Regions from separate parts of the Homo sapiens genome. Here region 2 is linked to region 1. A link is a loop called in an ENCODE intact Hi-C map of the cell type or tissue named here. Cell type or tissue: PC-9. All regions are shown on one strand. Each heading gives the region's core, and the rest is flanking DNA. Links, peaks and the distances in the headings are about the cores only. Region 1 overlaps LINC02952 (long intergenic non-protein coding RNA 2952). Region 2 has its middle 24 kb from the start of MIR3164.

Region 1 (2,896 bases), core at 167-2,666:
TGCACCTACAAATTGTATCCTGGATTTGTTAGCCATTCAGCAATGGTCTGCTAAATGATGAGAACAAGCCGGCACCCCAGGAATTGCAGGTGTAACAGCAAATGGGATAAAGACGCCGCCCTCACAGGGCTTACCGTGGAAGAGATGGGAAATCCAGACCCACAGCTAAGGGCAGGGCCAGAGGGTGCTGAGTGCTGGACGAAGTGAGACGAGGGAAGCGGGTGTGGACTGAATTGCAACCCCCCTCCAACAAGATGTTTGTGTTGAAGTCTTAACCCCCAGGACCCCGGAACATTTCCTGATTTGGAGATAGGGCCTTTACAGTGGTCACCAAGTTCTGAGGAGGCCATTAGGGTGGGCCCTAATCCAATATGACCGCAGTCCTACTAAAAGAGGAAGTTCAGGCACAGAGGCCGCATGGGAGGGAAGCTGATGTGGAGAGGCATGGGCCACCTGCAAGCCAAGGAGAGAAACCTGGGCCAGTTCCTTCCCCGCAGCCTCAGAAGGAGCCTGCCCTGCTGACACCTTGATCTTGGACTTTCATTTCTATCAGTTAAGCTGCCTGGTCTGCGGATCTTTTGGCCTAGCGTATGGGGCTTGTACTCCACACGTCTCCCAGGGCTCTGCAGGCCAGCACCGGGGACCCCACCCATGTTATGCTCCACTTTCCAGGGAGGGAAACTGAGGCTCACAGAGGTGAAGTCACCCTGACAAGCCCCACAGACCATGGCCCAGGCTTGCTAGACTCTAGGGACAGAGCCCTTCTTCCCCTCAATGAGGCCACTGACCTCTCCAGGTGAACGTTGTTGGTGCAGCAGGGCATGAACCAGCTCACGTGCCTGGCCCACTGGCCAGACCACAGCATGGCTCTAGCTGCCCTGTCCCTGGCTGCATTGCTCACAGCCGACAGGGGCAGACAGGTGTAGACACAGCCGCCCAGCCCTGCAGCCCGGCATCCCAGGAATGTGGTCAGCCACCCACACCACTGCCCCCACCCCAGCCAGGCGTGCTGTGTCAGCCCTGGGCCCTCCTGCCCTTCCCTCCAAGCCCCGCAGGTCGCCCAACTCCCAGGGCGGCTGCATTCACTGTTCATCCCCCAGGGGAAGAAAGGCCGGGACCAGGGGCTGGCCCTGGGCCTGCACCAACCAGGGATCCTGCTCTAAGGACCTGACAGCTGCTGCTTTGCCCTTAGAGGAAAGGAGACCTTTAGAGAGACAGGAGGAAAGAGAGAGCAAGAGAGAGTGAGAGAGAGAGAGAGAGAGAGAGACAGGGAGAGAGGGAGAGAGAGAGAGAGACAGAGAGAAAGGGAGAGAGAGAGACAGAGAGGCAGAGACGGAGAACACTCCAACCCAAATATCCTGTCCCAGTTTTGAGCACAGCTTGGAGGTGTCCCCCTGCTAGGGGAGGGGTTCCAGACTCCAATGTGTCTCTTTAGTGAAGAATGCCCTGAAAGCCTTCTAGAGAATTGTGGGTGCTTCTCCCACCCACCCCATCTTGTTGGGAGCCTTGCTGATTGAATACCTGGCTCCCCTGAATATGTCTCGGGACACTGCAAGTCAGAGGGCGGGCACAAGTGCCGGCACCAGGCTTCACCGCCACAGTGACCCTCAGGGTGGGTCTGGGGGGCAGAAAGGTCACGCCCTTCCTTTGAAGACAAGGGGCCAACGGGGGTGGGGAGGGGTCTTCCCTCTGAACACCTCCTCCTCCCCTCTCTTGCTGCACTGGGGCCCCAGCGGCTGCCTTTCCTCATACAAACCAGGTTGTACAGCCTGATCCACTAGGGAGAGCCTGGCGTGGGGGCAGGCGAGTCCTGACTGCAGGGGAGACGTGCAAGTGAGGAAGGGTGGTCCTGAGGAAGGGTGGTCCGCAGGGAGACTTCAGCCTCCAGAGACAGGTGGCCGCAGCTCCCCTAAGTCGCATCCCATCCCCTAGTCCAAAGCGCAGTGTCTGGTCACAGTGAGGCCCCAGAAAGGCTGGGCCTGTGTGGACACACTTCTCGCTTATTGCTTCCACTAACCCCACAAAGAAGACAGCTCCATTTCACAGATGAGGAACCTGAGTCGTGAGAGGTTAAAAGACTAGGGTGAGGGCACGGGATTGCAGTGGGCAAAGCCAGGCTCCTTGCACGGTGCGCCCTGGCACTCACTCAGAGGAGGCTCTGAATACAAAACCAGGATTGCACTGAGATAGCCCTGCTGTTTCCGCGCGGACGTGGAATGAAGTCAGCCCTGGCGATGCCAGAGAGAGACAGGCGGAGAGACGATCAGAGCCTCCCGGCTCCTAGTGGCTCAGGTGTGGCCCGGTGTGAAAACCTCAACCGTCCCAGAATTGAGGTGTTGAAGGCTCCTCTTGTTCCCTGATCAGCCAGACATTGGCTCCGGGACCAAGGCGGGGCCCACGTAGGGTCTGGTTGGTGGGGTGGGCCTGCCCATGGCCCTGACAGCCCCCGTTGTCCTAGGCAGGGAGTGGGGGACAGGTATTCAGGGCCTGGAGAGGTATTCCCAGGACAGGCGGGCTGTGGGGTGTGTGGGCGCTCCCGGGAGGTCCTGGCAGCCGCTGAGTGCAGACCAGGCCTGCAGACAAAGGAGAGAGTACAGACACAGTCAGCCCCCAGACCCACCGCCAGCGCCCGGGTGCACTGGGCCCTGCGTCTAAGGAAGCCCCTTACCCCTTGGGTTTGCCTCTTTTCTTTGGAAACACAGCAAGACAGACCAGCCTGATTTCCTGCTGCACTCTGTACAGACGTCCCCACACGCCCCCAGGGTCCTCCCAGGGACCACCCCAAGGCTCCATCTCCCCCTCCACCCCTTGCAAGACACATATTTACACCCCCTCCCAGGACCACCTCTGCATCCCTGAACCTAGTGGGAATCCATTAGCCCACCTTTGTCCTGCA
Region 2 (2,896 bases), core at 248-2,747, 330 kb before region 1:
GAAGGGGCCCCTCCATGGATCTTTTGTAACGTGAGCCATTGCCCCGTGGGTTGGGGTTTCCATGGATTGGTGGGGCACACCGCACCTGTGGTCAGCCCCCACCCCCATCTTTGAGTCTGGGTAAGACAACTCTGGCCTTGCCCGGCCCGGGGTGCCCCCACAGCTCATTCACCTGGCACAGAGAGGCAGTGAGCAAACCAAGAAAGGCACTTTTGATCTGGGGACGGCTGGCACGTTTGCCAAGAGCCCCCAGACAGCCCTGCCTGGCTCGAGCCCAAGACAGCTTCTCAAAGGGCAGTTCCTTTGAGAGAGACTGTTGGGAAACACCTTTGAAAAATGGCTTTGTGCAGCCGGCCTGGAGGGCTGTGGACCGAGCCCCAGGGCTCCTCCTTGGCCACCAGCCTGGGTCCCAGGACGCAGGGCCATATGGCAGGTTTAGAAATTAAGCCAGGCCCTGACATTCCTGTGTGCAGCTCCGGAGGCCCCCTCCCCGCCCCGTGCCTGCAGCCCACTCCCTACCTCTGCCAGCCCGGGGCTCAGCGCCTGCCCTGTGCTTGGGGTGGGGTGAGGAGCTGGGCTTCCACGCCAGCCGACTGGGAAGCTTCTCCAAGTGGTGAAACCCAAGGGAAAGCCGTGGAGTCTTTCCCCGCTGCCACCCGCCTTGGTTTAGTGATGCTCTGCTGGGCCACGTATCCTGCTCTCAGAGTTCAGAAGGGACTTAATCTATTTTTGTCCTGTTCAGCCAGGATGATTATCTTTAATAAGGCCATCTTGAACGTTTCCTTGTCAGCTCGTTTTAAGGAAATGTTTGCGCATTAAGCATTTTCCCACAGCGGTAAGACAATGTGCTGTCCCTTGCCAAAGATCACATTTGCCATCCTCGGCGTTCCTGCCTCTGGACGGTGAGCCTGGAGGCTGGCCAGCCCATTGCTGCCAGGGGCCCTCCATTGATCACTATCAGGATGTGATTGATTAATATCATGGAGGAGGAGGCCTGCGCTTGGCTGGCCCGGAGCTCCCTGCTGCCGAGGGGCTCTGTGGGCAGGGTCCATGACCACTGGCAGTGGGGAGGGGCAGCAGCGAGGTGGTGCATGGGCTCCGGCAGGTGGCCTGAGTGATGGGCTGAGCTTGGCCGTAGCCGTGTGAACCGGCCGCCCGGCCCTGCCCCCAGCTCTTTGAAGCACTTCCAGTTTGCCCAGCTGGGTACGTCCAGTGCAGCCCTTTACATTTCCAGTTTGTCCAGATCCACAAAGCAAAACCAAACTTTCCAGGTCCCCTGAGGCCTGCTGGCCCTGGCTCCCAGGCCCGGCTGCCCAGTGAGGCGCTGTGGGAAGGTGCCTCTGGGTGATTCTCTGAGCCCGTGGGCAGGGGACGGAGGGAGCTTGTCCCAGCCTCCTGTCCTTGGTGAACTGCTCCAGTGGGGACAGGCCTCCCTCCACCATCTTCCCACTCAGGGCTACCCAGAGGCCAGGCTCCCAGGGCCCAGCCCTCACCTGCTGAGTGACCAGGGCAGGGGACAGCATCTGTATCTGGCTGTGTGGGGGCCCAGCCACAGAAAGGCAGGTGGGACAGCAAATGGCAGAGTTTGGGGTTTTCAGAGGCCACAGCTTCTGGGGAGAGGAGGATCCCTGAGCATGAATGGTTGCAACAGGATGTGGGGAGGGAAGAGGAAGAACTGGTCCAGACAGAGAAGGAGTAAGGAGGGCCCAGGGCAGTGGGCAATGCTGTGTCTGCTCCATATCCAAGAGGTGGTGCTGGGGCTGATGCCTGCGGAGAGGTGGGCAGCCCAGGGACTGCCTGGCCTGCTTGAGAAGCTAATGGCTGGATGGGTAGGGCCATCCAGTGAGGGTATTTTCTAAATTGGAAAGTCCCTGATTTTTTGGGAGCTGGAGAACTTTAAAGTGGGAAGGGCCTGTGGAGAACTTAGCATCAGGTCCCCTGGTGTTGGGGAGGCTGAAACCTGGCATGGCAGGAGTGGCCCAGCCCGTGCTGCTGGGAGAGGACCAGTGGCTGCTGCACTAAGAGCTTACCTGGGGCAGGTCCACGGGTCTCTCACAGTGCAAACCCCATGGCCTGGAATGCAGTATTCATGCCAGAAACACTGAGAAAGGCTCTGCCATCCAGGGACTATGCTGTGAGGGTTTGCTGAGCACCAGGATTTTCTGAGCAGTGGGGTTTGCTAAGCACCTGGGTTTTGCTAAGCACCAGGGTTTGCTGAGCACTGGGGTTTGCTGAGCACCAGGGTTTGCTGAGCACCAGGATTTTCTAAGCAGTGGGGTTTGCTAAGCACCTGGGTTTTGCTGAGCACCAGGATTTTCTCAGCAGTGGGGTTTGCTAAGCACCTGGGTTTGCTGAGCACCAGGGTTTGCTGACTACCATACTGCCTTGGATGCCACAGTGAATGCAGGCACAGCCCCACCTGAATGTTGCTTCAGCCTCCTCTTATCCCAGCTCTGTGAGATGGGGCCCCCACACCCCAGGGTTGTCCAGAGTATCACACCTCAGGATTGTCCAGAGTATCACACCTGGTCACACCCTCCTCCTCATCTTGGGAGAAGCCTCTGTGACCCACCTGCTCATGCCCGTGTCCTGGGCTCGGTGTTGATGCTCCCACCCCACCCCATTGCAGTCATCAACAAAGTCCATTTGAACCTCCAAGCACATTTTTGGTCTGCCTCTCCTCATTCCCTCTCCCCTGTCCCAGCCCCGCCATCCAACACACCTGGAGGACTATAGTGGTCCCTGATGGTCCACCTGTTTCTCCACTGCTGACTTCTCTGCTCTGTCTTTGCACCCGCAGCAGCTATTGGATCATGTCCCTCCCCGTTGTGAAACTCAGCCATGGCCGTCCACAGCCCTCCACCCTGGTCCCCAGCCTGCGTGCACGAGCCCCTGC

Evidence for each region. A loop is a pair of places that touch in the nucleus more often than their neighbours do. Peaks named below come from ENCODE experiments on the same cell type or tissue, not always from the same donor. Only the 100,000 strongest peaks of a DNase experiment are listed, where the experiment ranks them.
Region 2: a loop joins it to region 1, with 7 times the contacts of the local background. A loop is called at or near these places in 11 of 110 quality-filtered maps.

What each region holds. Positions count from the first base shown.
Region 1 is chr11:69,436,281-69,439,176 of GRCh38, forward strand. It overlaps LINC02952 (long intergenic non-protein coding RNA 2952), which reads right to left. Exons shown (of 2, transcript NR_186235.1): 2 at 1-2,573. Among named protein-coding and RNA genes, the nearest start is that of LINC02952, 7.2 kb to the right of the region's middle. RefSeq lists enhancers at 775-1,606, 2,437-2,896. In PC-9, for the core only: a CTCF peak has its summit at 1,265; a DNase peak (open chromatin) is centred at 951; H3K27ac peaks cover 1,490 bases.
Region 2 is chr11:69,105,365-69,108,260 of GRCh38, forward strand. No RefSeq gene overlaps it. Among named protein-coding and RNA genes, the nearest start is that of MIR3164, 24 kb to the left of the region's middle. In PC-9, for the core only: no CTCF peak of the experiment used is centred there; DNase peaks (open chromatin) are centred at 867 and 1,247; H3K27ac peaks cover 2,270 bases.